Linked DNA regions of Homo sapiens: region 2 is linked to region 1. The links are chromatin loops, found by intact Hi-C in ENCODE. Cell type or tissue: Caco-2. All regions are shown on one strand. Links, peaks and the distances in the headings refer to the core of each region. The heading gives the core; the rest is flanking DNA.

Region 1 (10,900 bases), core at 2,439-6,438:
ACAGGTGCAGCAAAACACCATGGCACACGTTTACCTATGTAACCAACTTGCATGTCTTGCACAGGTATCCTGGAACTTTAAATTAAGTTAAAATATATATTTTTTTAATTTAATTTAATTTATACCATATATATATATGTGTGTGTGTATATATCTGGTTTTATTTATACCAGATATATATATATCTGGTTCCACAACAAGAAGAGTGGACATTATCCCATGGGCAACAGAGACCACTGTGGGGTTTACAGCAACAGAGGGGATAGATCTGATTTTTATCTTAGCTGTACTGTGCTTCATCCCAAAGAAATCGCTAGGCATTGGGCCTGGGTTTGGAAATTCCTCTCAAGTTCTTCTGCATTGGAAACACTAAAACAACAAGCAGTGGGGCAAACAATGAAAGCTATGTCTGATGTTTTTCAATGCAACATAATATATCCCTGATTATATTCCTGCCCAAGACTCTGAAGCCAGACTTCTACAGAAATAACCACAAAAGTCACACGCAATGAGATCTATGGAACATGCTGAAATGGGAGAGTTCTCTTACCACCCTCAGAGGACGTTTGACAGGGGTGTGGCTCACTCCTTCAGCCACCCTGCTGCTCAAACCCTTAGAGGGAGTGTGCAGATGGGCAGGTACAGAGCCCATGGGGGCACCTTCGGGCTCCAGCGCCACAGCAGCGTCTAGGAGTGGGTGCCTGCAACTTCCAAAGCCCAAGTGGGTGTGTGTCACAGTGTGCTCTTTCAGCTTTGCTGTCTGCAGACAGCCTGTGTTAATCAGCTCAATTAGACACTCTGCCTTATCAAGAGGGCAGACGGCCAGTGTGACAGCTTTCTGTATCCCAAGTTCTTGCCCAGTATACTGGAAAAATTGGATCACACATGGGCTTGAAGGATGAGTGCTAGGTTTTATTCAGTGGTGGATGTGGCTGTCAGTGAGATGGGTGGGGAGTGGGAAGTGGGGATGGAGTGGGAAGGTGGTCTTCCCCTGGAGTCAGGCCACCCAGCAGCTGGACTTTCCTCTGACTGCCCCTGGCCAACTCCCCTTCTCTGTTTCTCTGCCACGTGTTCCAACATTGCTGGTCTGCTGGTGTCTGCTGGTGTGTTCCTCTGCTTCTCTGGATGTTCAACCACTTGTATGTGTGCCCGCTAAGGTTGCAGGTTTATATGGGCACAGGAATGGGGTGTGGCAGGCCAGAGTGGTCTTGGAAAATGAAACATTTGGGCACAAAAAAACAGGAGTGCCTGTTCTCACTTAGGTCCGTGGGCACAGGCCTGAGGGTGGAGCCCTCGCCAGTAACCCTGCCCTTTTCTACCCAGCACTTCCCTGACCCCCCTCCCACCGTATCAATACGTTATAGTACTTGATTTCAGAAAGACATATAAATCAATTAAAGAGCATAAGAATGCCTCGTATCCATACCATGCTCTGCAGAATGTGGAAGAAGGGGTGCTGCAGGCTTCCAGGAAATGGAGAAGCTTCCTCAAGAGGGGAGAAAATAGTATCCTGGGCTAGACGGTATGACCCTGGTGTCACCTCCCTGCTATAAGTGTCCTAAAAGCAAGAGCACAGGTATCAGGAGCTATAAGGGCCTCTTCCTTTAAGCGAAGTTCTTTCCATTTAAGGCAGAATATCAACAAGTTTCAAATGTACAGTTTATTCAACATCTGCATTGAACACACAGGAGTTTCTCTTATACCTCTCCCTCCCTCCTCCCCTTCCTCCTCCTCTCTTTCCTCTTTTAATAACCTTTTGAAAATGTAAAGACCATTCTTACCTTCCTGGCTGGCCATACAAAAATAGTCCACAGGTTGGATTTGGTCCAAGGACCATAATTTGCAGATCCCTGAGTTAGAGTCTCATAATTCCTGGGGAAACAGGCATGATCATTATAATGTTTTTTACACACACAAATTCTTCTTCCGCAATGTATGCTGTTTACCTGTGTCATCCAATATTGGATATTATGTTTACTTTTCATTTTTTCTGAATACCATTTGAATTTTTGTTAAAGACAAAGAAATTTTGCTAGGGATTTTTATTCATTTCTTTAAACATTCCAATATTGCTTAATCTTTTAAGAGTTTGAAAATGGAGTCCATGGCCCCAGAGAAATAAAATACCATATTATGCCTTGTTTGCTGTCTTGTGGAGGGACCGGCTAGCTATATCTTATAAGGTAGCCAGGTCACATCAGACTCTCAGCACACTTGGACTACTCTGTTTCAGGGATCACAGTTGGTCTGTGGCCTTCTGAACCTGGACAAAAATGAGCCTTATTTTGGGGTTATTCTGAATATGTCAAAAGAAGAGATTATCTTAAACCTAAGAATTTGTCTATGATTTAGTTCCTATTTTGTCAGATTTGTCCATTTGGCATCAGGGATGATATTAGCCTTATACTTGCTTTGTTTGGTGAAGCAAGAATTTGTCCTTCCCAGCTGAAAGCAGCGGAAGGGAGTCAAGATAGAGCCTACGGGGAAGTGGGGGAGGAAGACCACCAGGGAAACACACCCCAACTTATTTACAGAAAGAAACCCTCTCCTTTGAATATACTATGTAATAAATGGTATTGAAGTGCAATGTCTTTTTTTTATTATTATTATTTTTTGTGAGACAGTCTCGCTCTGTCTCCCAGGCTGGAGTGCAGTGGTGAGATCTCAGCTCACTGCAACTTCTGCCTCCTGGTTTCAAGCGATTCTCATGCCTCAGCCTCCTGAGCAACTGGGATTACAGACATGCACCAACCCCCCTATACCCCCCATCCTCCCCATGCTCTCCATTCCCCTCTATCCCCCACCCCAGCTAAATTTGTATTTTTAGTAGAGCCACGTTGACCAGGCTGGTCTCAAGCTCCTGGCCTCAAGTGATCAGTCTGCCATGGCCTCTCAAAGTGCTGGGATTACAGGCATGAGCCACTGTGGCTGGCCTTGAAGTGCAATTTCTATAACCAGCTTACAAAATGGTGCCCCAGTTCTGGGCCTTTTTCTTCAATGAAGCTATTTTAGGCAACATAAAACCTCTTCCCTACAATAGGGTTAGGATAGCGCTTTTGCTGCTTATCAGAGAGATCCAGAAGAGAAACCAAGAACAGCAGCTAACATTTGTTGAGCACTTACCAGGTGCCAGACCCTGTCCTGAGCACAGATGAGGAAACCGAGGCAGGGAGAAATTACCTGCCAGAAGCCACACGGCTGGCAGGGGACAGAGTCAGGTCATGAACCCCAACACTTCAGGTCCAAAACCCACCTTATCAATTAACTAAGGGATTCTAGGTGCTAATTTTGAAATGTTGTTAAATGGCCTCTGTAAAGCAATTCCCACGGCCTTGAAAGGCTAAGCAGCCAACAAGGCTGGGCAAGCCTGCCTGCCTCTCACCAGTCCCATGCAAGTCTATGGTCCCTGCTTCCAGCAGGGCAGTCCTAGCAAGGCTGATGGGCAAGCTGCCCTGGGCAGTTAGAACCTTCAAATCGGCAAAATTGCCAGTCATACATACTAACCCTTTGCTTACTGTCCCCTTCCCCTGGGAATATGGAGATACGTTTTGAATGAGAAGAAACAAAGCCTGAAATGTACTAATTTCAAATATTGGCTGAGAGCTTTTACTCAGCCATGTCAACTCTGGCTCTCACCACATAATCCCAGGAAATTGAGAAGGCCTGACCTTCTCACAGACCCCACTGCACTCTGCCCCCAAAACACCTTCCCAGACTTTCCCTCCAACTGTCCCCTTCCTGGTACCCAAACTGTTTTCTTTTTTTTTTTTTTTTGATTAAGATGGAGTTTCACTCTTGTTGTTCAGGCTGGAGTACAATGGTGTGATCTCTGCTCACTGCAACCTCCTCCTCCCCGGTTCAACCGATTCTCCTGCCTCAGCCTCCCGAGTAGCTGGGATTACAGGTATGCACCACCATGCCTGGTTAATTTTTTGTATTTTTAGTAGAGACGGGGATTCACCATGTTGGCCAGGTGATCTCCAACTCCTGACCTCCAACTCCTGGTCTCAGGAGTTGGAGGCTGGTCTCCAACTCCTGACCTCAGGTGATCTGCCCACCTCGGCCTCCCAAAGTGCTGGGATAACAGGCGTGAGACACCGTGCCTGGCCTCCATAATTGTTTTCACATACCAAACTACTGAACAATAGCATCTGAATTGGGTTGTGTCGGGGGTCCCCAATACCACCCTCAGGCTCGATGATTCCCTAGAAGGACTTACAGGATTCTGAAGCCATTATAGTCACAGTTACAGTTTATTGCAGTGAAAGCATATAAATTAGAATGAGGAAAAGGGAAAAGGCACATGGGGGGACGTCCAGGAGAAGCCAGGCATAAGCTTCTAGCTTCCCTTCAGTGGTGTCACAGGAGGATGCATTTAATTCTCCCAGCAACAACATGTGGCAACATATGCAAAGTTTTGCCAACCAGGGAAGCTCACCAAACATCGGTGTCTTTTGGTTTTACCTAGACACCAGTTACCTAGGCATGCAGCACCCATGTGACTGACCTCAGCTACCCAGACTCCAGCCCCCTCACCCAGAGCAAAGACAGTGTTTGGCATAAATCACAAAGCTAGGATCAACCTATCTGGTCACACTGACACAGCATGGCCCAAGGCTGGGGTATGCAGAACACTCTTATCAGGCAAAACATTCCAGGGGCTCAGACGTTATGTCTCAAGAGCCAGCCAGTTCTGGAGGCAAGTTTTTAAATGTGCAGAGCTTGAGCAACCTAGACATGCAGAGTTAACCGTTTCCGGTACAGGTTGTCAGCAAAGAAAAACAAATCTCCTCAAATGGCTCTATCAACAATATCAAGGAAGGCTGGGCATGGTTAATCACATCTGTAATCCCTGCACTTTGGGAGGCCAAGGCGGGCAGATCACTTGAGGTCAGGAGTTCAAGACCAGCCTGGTCAACATGGTGAAACCCTGTCTCTACCAAAAATATAAAAAATTAGCTGAGTGTGGTGGTGCATGCCTGTAATCCCAGCTACTTGGGAAGCTAAGGCAGGAGAATTGCTTGAACCCAGGCGGCGGAGGTTGCAGTGAGCCAAGATGGCACCACTGCACTCCAGCCTGGGCTACAGAGCAAGACTCCATCTCAAAAAAATAAATAAATGAATAAATCAAGGACCAAAAGAAACAGCAGGACCCTGACTCTACAGTTAAATGTATCCAGGGGGATGTGGGGATGTGGTGGGTAGGAAACCCATGGCTATGGTTTGAATGCACTTCCTTCCTTGTGAATTTGAAAGTGTGACAAAAGCATTGATGTAATAAACATTAAGTAATCCATCTGAATAGCAACATAAGCTCACAGCCTCTGCCTTGCAGAAGCTCACTTTTGAGGGAGAAATGGCCTGTTGTCCATGTAGGTTCACATATATAGGAGCCACGGTGTTCTCTGCTCCTGTGGTACCCAATAAAATCCATTAATGCTGGGGAAGGGAGTCATGGGGATAGTTTCACAGGAGCTGGCACTGAGCTGAGCCCTGGATGGTGACCAAAAGTTACCAGGTCAGCAGTGAGTGGGGCATTCCCAAGGCAGGAGACAAAAAGGTAGGATATTCCAGGTGGAGGGCTCAGGACATGCACGACAGCTCAGTGCATTTGGACTGTCATATTAATCCGATTACTTTTCTAAATCTTCTGCATAGGGTCAAGTTTGTAAGGCTAGTTGTTAGAAAGTAGTTTATGGCACAGCATCCCAACCTTTTTATGTCATGGTACTCATAGAAAATAATCCTATTTTTGGTACATTTCCTTTGGAAAAGAAAAAAGGCTCCTCTGGGGACAAAGGATCAATACCTTCAGGTCACCTGCACTGCATTCATGTCACACCACATAGCATAGCAAATGGATTGGGAAGCCCTGGTATAGGGCAGACTGCCCACAGGCAGCAGTCCTGATTTGAATATTCTGCTTTCTCTAAGGACAAGGAGGAGAGAGAAAGAAAGAGTAAGAGAGAGAGAGAGAGATGCCACTATGATTTCCCAATCAATTTTCTGTTCAGTTTTATTTTTCTAAATATTAATATTTGCAATTTTTACTAAATATACAATCAATTTTCTGTTTAGTGTGATTTCCCAAGCAATTTTCTGTGGAGTTTTATTTTTCTAAGTGTTAGTTTTTGCAGTGTGATTTTTATTGGGAGCAAGTGAAGGAGCCACTCCCATAGTATACACTTCCAAAGGAAACACTTGGTTATAACATGGACCCTTTATCACTAAGCCTAATTTTCTACAGCCTATAATTTGCCTTTGTCACTAAAAGGCAATTATTAAGAACAATTGATGGCTGAGTGCAGTGGCTCATGCCTGTAATCCTAGCACTTTGAGAGGCCGAGGCAGGCAGATCACTTGAGGTCAGGAGTTCAAAACCAGCCTGGCCCACAGGGTGAAACCTCGTCTCTACTAAAAATACAAAAATTAGCTGGGTGTCGTTGTCAATGCCTATAGTCTCAGCTACTCAGGAGGCTGAGGCAGGAGAATCACTTGAACCCGGGAGGCAGAGGGTGCAGTGAGCTGAGATCACGCCACTGTACTCCACACTCCAGTCTGAGCAACAGAGCAAGACTCCATCTCAAAAGGAAAAAAAAAAAAAAGAACAATTGAGAGAAGTCAATACTGTATAAAGGGCCTTAACTTGGCTCTCAGCCCTTTTTTGCATTGTTCACTCTAAATTCTTGTTTCACTACATTTCCATATATAAACAAGAGCACAAAGTGTGTGAATCAAACATATAGGGAATCTTTACATTTATCAACATGAAATATCATTCTTTTACTATTATCTGTTCTTCCTCACTTGCTCATCTGTTCTAAATGAGGAAGGAAGGAAGGAAGGGAGGAAGGAAGGAAGGAAGGAAGGGAGGGAGGGAGGAAGGAAGGAAGGAAGGAAGGAAGGAAGGAAAAGGAAAAGGAAGGGAGGGAGGAAAGGAGGGAAACTACTTTTCCTGTCCCTTATGAATAATGTATTACCTAGGTCTAGTATACAATATACTTGGTAGTCAATCATTCTCCTGGTAACTATCACTTTCAGCTACAGTTAAGCTTCTTTAAGGGTATTTTTCCATTTTTGTTTACAGATACACCTTCCTAGGCTTTATCTTCACATCACTTGCATTTACACAGATCTCACATGGTATCTAAAGAGAAAGTCAACACATTTTTGTAGCAAAGGGCAAAAGGAAGACTGAAGAGACAGAGCGAAATCAGCATGCCACTGCTTTCTACTTCATGACTTGGAAATAATAATAATCAAAAAGTTTTCTAATCTTAATAAGTGATCCCCTATCATAATCTTGCACTAAAATCATAATCCACATGACACATTTAAAAATACAAAAAGTGCACATATTTGGGTAGACTTGAATCATAGTTTTGAAAAGCCTGTTCCTCCTTGTACAATCACATCAACAAGCCATCAGGTTCTTTTTCATTATGCCGGCAAGTCTTGGCAATGGGCTCCCCACCCAGATGAATAGCTTCAACATAAAAGCTTGGTGTGTCATGCACGTGAATGGTATTGAATGAAGGCTGGCTTGGAAATGTGGCAGTTTAACTTCTGCTTCCAAACTTCTTATTTTTATTTCCCAAGAAAGAAAACACATCCTCATGGTGCCACTGCTAAGTGCTCAGTTTTAATTTTGATCATTCTATCACAAGAACAGCAGCAACCAAGTAATCACCATGTTCCTCAACTTTCAGCAGTTACTGATATCTTACTGTGTGCCAGGCACTGCTATGGGTGGTAGGGACCCAGTAGTAGACAGAACAGAAAAGGTCCTGGACAGTAGAGTGTCACCTGTCACCTGAAATGTTGGAATCCTATCATGCTTCAGAAGTACAATATTTTAATGTTACTTCTGGATTCAAGACAACATAAGAGACAGTAAAAACTCTCTTGATTAAAAATAAACTATTTGATGATATACTCTAGAAATGATCATACAACTTACTAGATTCAAGAACTTCTTGTGATTCTTCAAAAATCTTCTAGTTTGGCAGTATTAAAAGAAATGTACCTTTTGGCCGGGCACAGTGGCTCATGCCTGTAATCCCAGCACTTTGGGAGGCTGAGGTGGGAGGATCACTTGAGTTCAGGAGTTCGAGACCAGTCTTGGCAACATGGAAAAAAAACTTTCTGTTTTTTTTTTTTTTTTTTTTGAGATGGAGTTTCGCTCTTGTTGCCCAGGCTGGAGTGCAATGGTGCGATCTCTGCTCACTCCAACCTCCATCTCCTGGGTTCAAGCGATTCTCCTGCCTCAGCCTCCCAAGTAGCTAGGATTACAGGTACCTGCCACCATGCCTGGCTAATTTTTTGTATTTTTAGTAAAGACCATGCACCATGTTGGCCAGGCTGCTCTCGAACTCCTGGCTTCAGGTGATCCACCCACCTCGGCCTCCCAAAGTGCTGGGATTACAGGTTTGAACCACTGCACCCAGCCAGAAAAAAACAAACAAACCCCTCTTTACAAAAAATACAAAAATTGGCTGGGCATGGTGGCATGTGCTTGTAGTCCCAGCTCCAGAGGCAAAGGTGGGAGAATCACTTGAGCCTGGGAGGCAGAGGTTGCAGTGAGCCAAGATCACACCACCGCACCCCTGCCTTGATGACAGAGTGAGATCCTGTCTCAAAAAAAATAAAAAAGAAAAATACATCTTTTTAAAGGAGAGGTTTTAGACTCTAATCTAGTAGCTATGAGAAATTGTGTCAATGTATGTAAGATATCAATAGACCATTAGGAGACTCAGAAAAGTTATTTATTTCTCTCTAACACACACATACACACACACACACACAGCCCTCCCACTCATCCTGGACTTTTTATGTCCAGGTAATTTATATTTAAATATCTGCAATATAACATTAAAAGTGATAAATTAAGTACCTTGTGAGGCATAGATTTAATGCAAAGGGATTTCAGAGAAGGGAGAAAGAATGGAATGAGAGAGGATTCAGGAAGACAGTAGTACGTGAGTTGGGTGTTAAAGAATCTGGATATAGGGAAATGGAGCAAACAACATTTAGGTAAAAGGAATGAACAGAACAAGCAACAGCCAACAAGAAGAGAATCATACATCAACCTGAAGGAACTGTGAAGGAGGGTGGGTATGTGATTTAAAAGTACAGAAGCACTCAGATCATGGAGGGTCTCAAAAGGCAAACTAAGGGGCTGCACCTGCAACCACAGAAGCAGGGTAAAAATCTAGCATAGGGGTCAAATGAAAATGCCCAGGGGGCCAGGCATGGTAGCTCATGCCTGTAATCCCAGCACTTTGTGAGGCTGAGAAAGACTGATCACCTGAGGTCAGGAGTTCAAGACCAGCCTGGCCAACATGGTGAAACCCCATCTCTACTAAAAATACAAAAATTAGCCAGGAGTGGTGACACGTACCTGTAATCCCAGCTACTTGGGAGGCTGAGGCACAAGAAACATTTGAACCCGGGAGGCAGAGGTTGCAGTGAGCCAAGATGACACCACTGCACTCCAGCCTGGGTAACAGAGTGAGACTCCTGTCTCAAAAAAAAAGAAAGAAAAGAAAATGCCCAGAGAAGTGGGCAGGTGCAGAGGTGGGGGCTGTGGGAAACAGCAGTGCAACCCTCTAGCTCCAGCTGATTCTTGCCATATAGAAGTGCAGGGTCAATATTGCCAGCTCTTAAAATTTTCCAAGAAAAACAAAAGACTGTATGTGAAATAACATGATTGATTCAATTTTTTTATACAGTGACAGTCAAACAAAATTTGTACGCAGGTGCAGGATAACCCGTGGGACCCAATTTGTGCCTCTACAAAACTGACATGATGTGTGAATGGCAACATCACAATCTTTCTACTTCTACATTTTGGTATCTATTTCTTAGAAGCCTGCTTTCCCAATCATGCTTATTATCCACCCTTTTCCAGATAGTCGCTTGTGTTATCTCTAAAGGGTGCTTTATTTGTGCACTTTCTGTAAATAAACTTGATTTCATATATCCTGATCCTCCTGATGGTAGCGCACAGTTTTTTTGTGCATTGGGGCATGCTCAATGCTGTAACAACCCCAGTGCAGTGGCGTAACACAATAGAGGTTGACTTCTGTTGCATATATTAGTCCAGTTTGGCTGTCCTAGTTGGTTGGCTTTCCTGACAGCCTTTTTACAGATTCCTCCCATCTCATGGCTCTGCCTTCTCTGGGTCCTGGAGTCTTTTTGTTTAGCTGTAAACAAAGAATGGAGGTCTCATATGGGAGAGTTTTGTGAGCCAGACCTGCAGTGGGCATGGGTTACTTCAACCCACATTCCACTGGCCATAATTCCACCATGAATGAACCAACCTTCAAGAGAGGCTGCAAATTCAAGACCAGCAAAAAATGTATTCTTCCTCTGTTCTCTCCTTTCCTTCTGAAACATATGAGAAGTCCCTCCTCCAAAACTCGACAATGCAAACTTGTTTTTATTTATTTATTTTTTATTTTATTTTATTTTGAGATGGAGTCTCACTCTGTCACCCAGGCTGGAGTGCAGTGGCACCATCTTGGCTCACTGCAACCTCCACCTCCCCGGTTCAAGCAATTCTCCTGCCTCAGCCTCCCAAGTGGCTAGGACTACAGGTGTGAACCACCATGCTCGGCTAATTTTTGTATTGTTTAGTAGAGACGGGGTTTTGCCATGTTGGCCAGGCTGGTCTCAAACTCCTGACCTCAGGTAATTTCCGCCCACCTCAGCCTCCCAAAGTGATGGGATTACAGGCATGAGCCACTGCTCCCGGCCAATACAAACTTGTAATTCCCCTTTTACTCCAGGAGTGGTTCTATCTACTCTTATAATGGCATCTTTCATTTAAAGAGCACTCAATATTCTTCACTTGTATCATTTAAAAGGGTGAAAAACATGCTTGAATGTCATTAGGATT
Region 2 (10,900 bases), core at 4,247-8,246, 160 kb after region 1:
ATTAAATACTCATGAAGGATTCTGAAACTTAAAGGATGCTATGATAGCTATTAATCTTAAATTCAGCTGGGCACAGTGGCTCACACCTATAATCCCAGCACTTTTGGGAGGCCGAGGCAGGAGGATTGTTTGAGGCCAGGAGTTGGAGACCAGCCTGGGCAACAAAGCAAGACCCCACCTCTACAGAAAATTTTTTAAAACCAGCTGGGCATGGTGGCACTTGCCTGGAGTCCTAGCTACTCAGCAGGCTGAGATGGGAGGATCCCTTGAGCCCAGGAGTTGGAGGTTACATTGAGCTATGATTGCACCACTGCACTCCAGCCTGGGTAAGACAGCGAGACCCTGTCTCTAATTAAAAAATAAAAATTTAAAACTGAAAATAATGTTAAATTTGAGTAGGCCATATCTCATAAGATCTGTCTCAGCGTCTGATGTGGAGCCTAATGCTTTTTCTGTTTTAATGATATTTAATTTCCATAAATACTTACAGGGTGTGTATTATTATACTGATTTTCAGATAAGAAAACTGAAATGCAAATATTATTTATAAAATATTTATAAATATATATTAAATATAAATATTAATATACGCCTAAAGTCTAATAAGTGATAGATTAATTTGGTCTGTCTCACTCAAAACACTTTTTCCACTAAATCTGTAGTTGTTAAACTCGGGCCAAACAGTCATAGGGTTTAAACTAGTTTGTGGTAAAGATGCTGTAGTGAATAGTCAACTATTTTTTCCTGGGAAGAGCCATCCTATTTCTAAGATTATATCCTTTCTGCTGTTTGGTTTTTTCTGATATCCTTTCTTTTATGAAAGTATGGTGAGATACAGTCATGCTTATTTTGCTTCATTTTTAGTTTTTAAACTCTCACTTGGCAAAATAAAAAATACAGCAATCCCTATATTAGTCCTCCAAATGTTTTCTAAAATGTTATTAGTCAATGAAATATAAAGGTCCAAGAACCACTGCACAAGAAACCTATGCTGCCTTATAGCCCATAAAGAACTCTGACAACCAGCGGGGCTTGGTGGCTCATGCCTGTAATCCCAGCATTTTGGGAGGCCGAGGCAGGAGGATCACTTGGGGCCAAGAGTTCAAGACCAGCCTGGCCAACATGGTGAAACCCCTTCTCTACTAAAAATACAAACAATTAGCTGGCCGTGGTGGCTCGCACCTGTAATCCCAGCTACTAGGTAGGCTGAGGCAGGAGAATTGACTGAACCCAGGAGGCAGAGGTTGCAGTGAGCCAAGATCGTGCCACTGCACTCCAGTGTGGGCAACAGAGTGAGGCTCTTTCTCAAAAAACAAAACAAAACAAAAAAAAACCTTTGACAACCAAAATATAGATAATAACATGAGATGTGAATATGAAATAATTTGATCCTTAATGAAAGATGAAAAATACACACACACACACGTTTTTTGTTTTTTTTTTTTTAAAAAAAGGGACAGGATCTCACTCTGTTGCCCAGGCTGGAGTACAGTAGTCTGATGATGGTTCATTGTAATCTCTAACTCCTGGGCTCAAGTGATCCTCCCACCTCGGCCTCCCAAGTAGTTGGGACTACAGCATGTGCCACCATGGCTGGCTACATTTTTATAGCAGTATGGTCTCTCTATGTTGCCCAGGCTGGTCTCAAACTCCTTGGCTTCTCAAAGTGCTAGGATTACAGGTGGGAGCTACCACAACTGTCCAGATGAAATAATTTATTAAGGAATTTGCCTTTTGACAAAAACATTGACCAGGCATTTAAGGGTCTCCAAGCCTGGCATTTAAAGGTCTCCAAACTCGTAGGTATATACCTCATAAAGGAATTTACGGATTCTTGATTATTTTAAAGATAAACCTGCACATGATGGCTGAGAATTCAAAGTTGCTTCTGGTGTTATAATAACACCATAATGCTAGTACATTACTCAGTGCAAGATTGGAAAGTGTTATCATTCATTGTTACAAAACAGTTTCCCTGACCAACATACTCCAAGGACAAATGTATGGTCATTGTTATATCACTTTTCTCCTATTTTATTTATTGATTTATTTTTGAGAAGGAGTCTCGCTCTGTTGCCCAGGCAGGAGTGCAGTGGTGCGATTTTGGTTCCCTGCAACCTCCGCCTCCCGGGTTCAAGCGATTCTCCTGCCTCAGCCTCCTAAGTAGCTGGGACTACAGGCATGTGTCACCAGGTCCAGCTAATTTTTGTTATTTTTAGTAGAGACGGGTTTTCACCATGTTGGCCAGGCTGGCCTCAAACTCCTGACCTCAAGTGATGTACCTGCCTCAGGCTCCCAAAGTGCTGGGATTACAGGGGTGAGTCACCGTGCCTGGATGCTTTTCTCCTATTTTAAATTTGGAACAGGTGAAACAATATGTAGGGAAAAGCAATTTGGCCTTCTTATTAAAGTATCCTATTATTAGACCACATTTCACCAAGATGAACAACACATACGTAAAACATCTACACTCTAATTTTTACCTTTATCCACAAGCATTAAGTATAAAATTTTAGAAATATAGAGTGAATAAAATGAGGCTAAATGTCATGTCCTCTGGTGAAGTTTCTGGGAATCAGCTAATTGCTCTGATGGGAATCCACAACTTAATCAAAATGCTTTAGTTTTGCAACTTCAATCTGAAGTTGTCATTGGGATCTTGCTTTTGTTAAGTTTTAAAATATTGAAATTTACAAAATAAAGTAAAAACTGAAAAAAAGGTATATGTCACAGATGCCACAAAGTATTGATAGCTTTGTAGTGAAAAGTGCTTACAATTCAGTTAGAAAACACTCCAGCTCCCTGGGAATATGCGTAAAATCATAAACGGACATTCAGAAAAGACAACAAATGGTCAACATTAAATAAAGCTTAAATCATTTTCAAATTGAGAACTTTCTTGACTATAAAACAGGAAAAAGAAATTATGAGGCAGCCATGTTGTGAAGACTTCATGAACAGGTATTCTCAGCTGCCATTCGCAGACTGTAAAAACTTGCACTATTGCTGTGAAGCAGTCTGCAAAATAAATCTAGGGCACTTAAAAAACTTTTTAATGTCTGACCCGGTTATTCCACTTTGTAGGAATTTGTCTTAAAAAAAAAATTCCTCACTGAGCACCTAGGGATTTGTCTTAAATAATCGGAATTATAGAATTTGGACAGGTGTGGTGGTTCACACCTGAATTCTAGCACTTTGGGAGACTGAGGTGGGAGGGTCACTTAAGGTCAGGAGTTCGAGACCAGCTTGGGCTACATACTGAGACCTCGTCTCCATTTAAACAAAACAAAATAAAATAGAAACAATGAATTATAGGATTAGAGTCAGAATAACAGTGGAGAATACCCACACACACACACGTGTATATACTTATTCAATACACACACACAATGTGTATACACATATCAAAAAATTGTACACTCAGTTATATACACACACATACATGTATGAAGAGTAGTGTGTGTTATCAAAAAAAAAATGGAAGCAGTACACATATCCAATAATAAAAGAATGGTTAATTAAATCTGATACATGTGCCTGATATACAAAATTTTAAATGTTAATGAGCAAGAAAAAGCTGAAATATCACTAAAAGACAAGTCTCTTGCATAGTGGGGGTAACAAAACTAAAAAGTTAATGTGAAAATCTAATTTTCATCATAAGAGATGATGTTCTAGTTTTGTGTATGTCTACATGTATGTGTACGCAAGATAATGTGTATTATAATTACCTGGGTAGGTCTTGATAAAGTTCATTTTATTAAAATCTTCAGAAACGTGAAATTCCTAAAAGCAAATGCACAAAATAAAAAATTAAAAGAGTTATGGTTTTAAAAAACAACAGAAACTTGACTTTCAAAAATGAAGTAAAATCCAAAAATGATTATCACAAGACCTAGGACTTAAGGCGAGTTATTTAGGAATGATATGAATTGCTTCTTTCACCAGACCTGTCCTCAGGCCAACATTGTTTGGGAGAACAGACCGAATTGAATAAAGTAAGTGCTGCTGATCAGCATGGGATTTGTGTCCACTTCTTCCTGCCCAGATCAGCACTCCATATTCCTTCTCCCTCCTACTACAAAACTTTATTCTCTTAGTGACACAAAAAATCCCTCAAGACACTGCATATTAAAGCAAAACTGCAAAGACCCCTCACTAACAGAGCTCTCAGCTACAGTAAAAACAGGGCACTGGGTAGCTCAGCAATTTAGTGGGGGAAAGTACACCTATTTAATATACAAACACAACAACAACAAAAGAGAAATTTTGAGATTGTGGGTGGTTTTTGTCTTTTTATGATCCCATATTTTCCAAATTTTATTTATTTATTTATTTATTTAGAGACAGAGTTTCGCTCTTGTTGCTTCCTCGGCTCACTGCAACCTCTGCCTCCTGGGTTCAAGTGATTCTCCTGCCTCAGCCTCCCAAGTAGCTGGGATTACAGAAGTGCACCACCACACCCAGCTAAATTTTGTATTTTTAATAGAGATGGGGTTTCACCATGTTGGCTAGGATGGTCTCGAACTCCTGACCTCAGGTGATCCACCCACCTTAGCCTCCCAAAGTGCTGGGATTACAGGCGTGAGCCACTGCACCTGGCCCCAAACTTTCTATAGATGTAATACTTTATAACTTGGAAAAGAAATTTAAAGTACATGTGTTTTATTGCAAAAAAATCAACCTCAACTAAAGCTATGAAGATAAAACTCTAAAGAAAAATCACGAATTACTACTACCATTATTATTATTATTATTATTATTATTATATTATTTTGAGACAGAGTCTCGCTCTGTCACCCAGGCTGGAGTACAGTGATGCAATCTCAGCTCACTGTAACCTCTGCCTCCTGGGTTCAAGCGATTCTTGTGCCTCAGAGTCCTGAGTAACTGGGACTAAAGGTGCATGCCACCACACCCGGCTAATTTTTTTGTATTTTTAGTACAGACAGGGTTTCACCATGTTGGCCAGCCTGGTCTTGAACTCACAGCCTCAAGTGATCCACCCCCCTTGGCCTCCCAAAGTGCTGGGATTACAGGCATGAGCCACCGTGCCCAGCCAAGAATACTATTATTGATCAATGCTAAATTGACATGGATATTATGAATTGCTGACAGACCAGAGTGAGGGGGGAAAAAAGCACACAAAAGAATACAGATTTCTTGTTTTCCATCTTGTTTTTGTAAAGTAGAAAAAATGTATCAGCACTGTATATATTAATCTGTATTCAGTGGAAGAGCAATTGATCAATTGCTAACTAATGCTAAATTGGATTTGCATTGCCCCTTTCCATTGAACAACTGTAACAGTTCTTATGTGCCATCCTATAATGACAGTCTCCCCTTGAACTGAAGGCCACAAGAAGGGTCCCTAGGGAGATAAATGCACCAACACTGCACCACTGCACTATATGAAGCTTGTACTTAGTGGCTTCTCATTATATGTGTGTATGCACATGATGATATTCCTATAAAATTTTCTGAAAGCTAAAACGGAGAGCTTCAGCATTCACTACTGTGTCATGCATTTCCAGCACCCTCACCTGCCGCCTGCTGCTGTGTGAACTGCATGGGCAGGGAGCCTGTCCCTTCCACTGGATCTTTCTTCTCGGCCCTTACATCAAGGCTGCTGCTGCTATTTTTTTTTTTTTCTCTTTCTTTTGAGACAGGGTCTTGTTCTGCCATCCAGGCTGGAGTGCAGTGGTGCAATCTCTGCTCACTGTAACCTCCACTTCCCAGGCTCAAGTGATCCTCCCACCTCAGCCTCTTGAGTAGTGGGGCTATATGGGTATGCCACCACACTAAGCTAATTTTTTTATTTTTTGTAGAGATGAGGTCTCACTAATATTGCCCAGGCTGGTCTCTAACTCCTGGGCTCAATCCTCCTGCCTAAGCCTCCCAAAGTGCTGAGATTATTGGCATGAGCCACCACACCTGGTCCAAGGCTGCTTCTTTCATTAAAAAATAAATACATAAATAAAAACAATGAAACTCTCATAACTATACTTCTACTTTCCTTGACCCCTTCTCAGCCAAAAGCTTCTCTAATGACCAGACCACTCTGGTTACCCTCAGGCTCTCTGGCTCCCACATCTCCCAGTCACACTTCAGTCCATGGCTCACCAGGGCTACCCCACTGCATGGAAAGGCTCTTCTTGTTATCAGCAGCTGTCTTCTACGTGCCATCCCAAAGGCACTAGCCAGGCCCAATTTCATCCTCTCCCTCCTGCCCTTGACACCTTTACTCACCTCCTCCCTGAAACTCACTGCCCTCCAGCTTCCGTGGCTGCACTGTCCTGGCTGGCTCTCCTCCCACTTTGCCCATTCTTCCTGTCTCTCCTTTAGGCTCCCAGTCCTCTGGCTTTTCTTTAAATATTGACATTTCCCTAGGAATGTGACCTTGGCCCTCTGCTTTTCTCAATGTACCTGCTCTCTCTAGTTCACGGCAGCCACCGTTGTAGTTTCCACTGACGTCTATGTTCAGGGAACTCCCAACCCCTGCCCAGACCAAACCCTGAGGTTCCAGCACACACACCCAAGGTCGGTTCTCAAAACTGAACTCATCACCTTTCCCCAAAAAAGATCAGCATCTTTTCTGTCTCTGAAGACAGCTAATTCCTGGCTAGAAACCTGAAAGTCATCTTAAAGCTGCTCCCTATTTCAACACACACCTTTATTCACACACCCAGCCCTGCTTCCCGGACAGTTCTTGAGGCCACAGCCTCTTCTCCATCACCACCCCAGTATTTCATGATTTCACACTGGGGTCCGGAGGCAGCCTCCTAACTGGCACCTGCACTTTCAGCCTTGTCCCTTCAAAGCCTGCTACAAATTTCTGAGCTCACAAAAACCAGAAACCTGCTCCTGCTCCTCAGAGGTTTTAGCAAAACCATGTAGTTTCCCTAAAGCACTTGACCCTAGGGTTCATCTAGAGGACTTGCTACTTATTGTACAGATCCCCAGGCCCCTCCCTAGTGATTCCGAAGCTCTAGGTCTGGCATAGAGCCGGGGAATCTGTATTTTAGTAAGTTCCCTCAATGATTGGCGTGACTATGCAAGGTCAGGAAATTCAGCTTACATAACGTGGTCTGGGCCCCTTAAAGTCACACTCAAGGATCATCATTTCCCCTCCTCCCTGGCTGGCCTCCCCTTTGACCCCACTCCAAAACAGTGTCATTATTTAGGCAGCAGGTCTGGGCCCTGACTTCTTTCATTCCCTCCCCAGCTACTCACAGTCATTCTTGTGGCTTGAAAAATGACCTGATGATGATGCCCTCTGCCCAGACCTCTCCGGGACTCGTTTTGTTTATCCTGTGCCAACTTCACATGGCCAGTTGGAAGCTCACTGGTATCTTAAACTAGGCTGGCTCTCACTGTCCCCTCTCCCTCCAACTGCCTCCCCCACCCAGCCTTACCCTTCTCAGCGAACAATACTACTTCCTACCCAGCTGCTCAAGCCAAAAACCTGGCTGTCATCTGACTTCTCTTCCTCTCCTCTACACAGCCAACTTATCTCAGATGTCTCCAAGACTTATCTCAACTCAAGTCCATCCATTTGTCCTTCTTCATGGCCACTGTCCCTTCACCCAGGCCGCTAAAACAATCTGATTCTCCCACCGCCACTCTGGCCGTGCCTCAATCTGTTCTCTACCCAGTAGCTAGGGTGATCTTCGAAAAATGTAAATTACATCATGCTATTCATCTGCTGAAAACACTTTAACAGCTTCTCACTGCAATTACAATAAAATTTAAAGCTTTACCCAGACCTACAAGACCTTGCATGACCCGGCCTCTGCCCAATTCTCCAATCGCCCTAGGGTGCCCTCCCTATATAGCCCTGCACCATCAAGCCACTATAACATTGACTTCTGGAAACTCTTCCCTGGCTCTCTGCCTGGCTGGCTCTGTGACAAAGATGCCAAAAAACTTAAATGGGGGAAAAAAAATAGTCTTTTAAACAATTGGTGCTGGGATAACTGGATGTCCACATACAGAAGAATAAATGTGGAACCCCTCCCTGATACCACTATAGGAATTAACTTACAATAAATCAAAGATCTAAATGTAAAGCTAAACTATAAAACTCTCAGAAGAAAATACAGGTGTAAATCTTGATTTACACCTATCTTTACAGATATAAATGACCTTGGATTAGGCAATAGTTTCTTAGATATGGTATCTAAAGCTTAAGTAGCCAAAAACAAAAAAGATAAATTGGACTTCACCAAACTTAAAAAAAAAAAAAAAGTAAAAAGGCAGCTCTTAGGAGAAGATATTTGCAGATCATATATCTGATAAGGGTCTAGTATCTAACATACAGAAAAAAACTCTTACAACTCAACAATTAAAAAATACTCTATTAAAAATGGGCAAAGGACTTCAATAGATATTTCTCCAAAGAAGATATAAATGACCAACAAGTACCTAAGAAGATCCTCAACATCACTAGTCATTAGGAAAACGCGAATCAAAACCACAATCTGGTACCATTTCACACCCCCCAGGATGACCATAACAAAAACAAAGCAAAACAAAACAAGCAGAAAATAACAAGTGTTAGCAAGGATTTGGAGAGCCGGAAACCTTGCGTGTTGCTGGTGAGAATGTAAATGGTGCAGCCACTATGGAAAACAGTTTCATAGTTGCTTACAAGTTCAATATAGTCACCATATGACCCAGCAATTCCACTCCTAGGTATACATACCCAAGAGAATAGAAAAAAATATGTCCATGCAAAAACATGTACATGAATTTTCATAGCAACGTTATTGATAATAGCCAAAAAGTGAAAACAACCCAAATGTCTATCAACTAATAAACGGATCAACCAAATGCAGTATAGAATGCTATTCCACTGCAAAAATAATTAATTAATTCAAACAGGCATGAACCTTGAAAACATTATGTTAAGTGAAAGACAGACATAAAAGGCCACACATATTGTATGAGTCTATTTATATAAAGTGTCTAAAATAGGCAAATCCTTGGATTCAGTAAATTAGTGATTTCCAGGAGCTGGGGGAAGGGGCAATGGAGAGTGACTGCTAATGGGTATGGGATTTTTTTGCAGGGAGGGGTGATGAAAATATTCTGGAATTAGAGAATGGTGGTAATGGTTGCACAATCTTATGAATATGCTACAAGACCACACAATTATATACTTTAAAATGGTAAATATAATTATGTTATTTAAGTTATATTTCAATTAAGAAAAAACAAATGTATGCATACAATTTGACGCACAAAAATGCCAGTCTATAACAGACTAGAAACTTGAATATCAGGTCCTTTGCCAAAGATAGTTTGAGAAGTATTGCCTTAAAGAGTTCTGTGAGTTGCTAGCTGAATGACCACACACACACACACACACACACACACACACACACACACACACACACACAGAGTGACAGAGGCTCTCCACCATCACGGCTAAGGGATGGGGGCTGCTATAGGTGACGTATTCACTCTATGAAGGCTATGATCTGTGGGTCAGCCCGAGCACCCAGCTATCAATTACGACAGCATTCTGAGCTCCAAGGAACTAGTTTAAAATTAAGCAATAATTTAATCCATTTTTGACCTAATATCTATACTGAATTAAACTTTTTTTTTTTTTTTGAGACATGGTTTCCCTCTGCTGCCCAGGCGAAAGTGCAGTGGTGCAATCTCAGCTAGCTGTCAGCCTTGACCTCCTGGGCTCAAGCCATCCTCCCACCTCAGTCTCCTAAGCAGCTGGGACCACAGGCATGCACCACTACCAATTAATTTTTTTGATTTTTCGTTGAGATGAGGTCTCACTATGTTACCCAGGCTGGTCTCAAACTCCTGGGCTCAAGCGATCCGCCCGCCTCAGCCTCCTAAAGTGCTGGGATTACAGATGTGAGCCACTGTGCTTGGCCTAAATTAAACATTTTTCATGCCAAACAATCGAGCATCCATTGTTAATCCAAAGTTAACTGGCCAATATGGGACATGGGAGGTCAATATAAAGAATATAATATAAAGAATACAATAAATACATTCTAAAAGCTACCTACCATTACAGCTCCATTATCCTGGCCCACAAATATCCGTCTGCTGTCATGATGGTAAGCCATAGCAGAGCAAGGAGCTGCCAGAAAGACAAAGACCACATTACCAGCAAAGCTAAGCACTTTAAGTTGTTCTTCAAAGTGATTAAGAACTATATGATAAGAACTATATAATTTAGGTTCACAGAAAGAGGGTAAAAACGTTTTATACAAATTACGTAAATTGAAAATGTTATTAAAGTTCTCTCTGTTGTCTTAGTTTAAAACCTTGATTTCACAAATCTTCTCAGTTGTTTCTATAATGCTGGGTGAAGTGAGCCAGCATGAAGCTTCATCTGACTGAAAGTACTACCTGTAGTCTGGCAAGCCTTGGGGACCAGTGCTTGTAGTGTGTGACCTGCTGCCCAAAAGCTCAGGAGGTCATCCCGCCCCTGCCACCCTTCCCATCAAATGTCAAAGAGTAGCTGTGCAAAGATGGGTTCCCAGCACCAGAATTCCCATTCTATGGCATAAGTGAGCATATGTGAGGTGCAGATATATGGCATATGTGAGTTGTGAAGTGCAGACAGGTTTCCTTGTCCTCCTTCCATGTTCTACCCTACCCTCTTCCAGAAATCACAGGCTAGAGAATGAGTTTCAGAAAGGAGAAATTCTAAATTGTCTTTTACCAAAAATTAGAATTAAAGTGATTTATAAATTGGAACATTTGGAAAAAAAATGTGGGTTTGTTTCAGCCTAAGGAATTTTAATTAGCAATGGAAGAACCAAAACAAGGAAATGCATGCTAGGGAAAAACAAAACAAAACAAACAAATTTGAATTCACTTTGGAATAAAACTTCTCATAAAAGACGGGTGGGTAGGGTGGCTC

Evidence for each region. A loop is a pair of places that touch in the nucleus more often than their neighbours do. Peaks named below come from ENCODE experiments on the same cell type or tissue, not always from the same donor. Only the 100,000 strongest peaks of a DNase experiment are listed, where the experiment ranks them.
Region 2: a loop joins it to region 1, with 7 times the contacts of the local background. A loop is called at or near these places in 1 of 110 quality-filtered maps.

The regions. Positions count from the first base shown.
Region 1 is chr2:223,740,119-223,751,018 of GRCh38, forward strand. No RefSeq gene overlaps it. Among named protein-coding and RNA genes, the nearest start is that of AP1S3, 92 kb to the right of the region's middle. In Caco-2, for the core only: no CTCF peak of the experiment used is centred there; a DNase peak (open chromatin) is centred at 4,623.
Region 2 is chr2:223,902,216-223,913,115 of GRCh38, forward strand. WDFY1 (WD repeat and FYVE domain containing 1) reads right to left here. Exons shown (of 12, transcript NM_020830.5): 3 at 10,038-10,111; 4 at 3,732-3,786. Among named protein-coding and RNA genes, the nearest start is that of WDFY1, 38 kb to the right of the region's middle. In Caco-2, for the core only: no CTCF peak of the experiment used is centred there; a DNase peak (open chromatin) is centred at 6,396; H3K4me3 peaks cover 203 bases.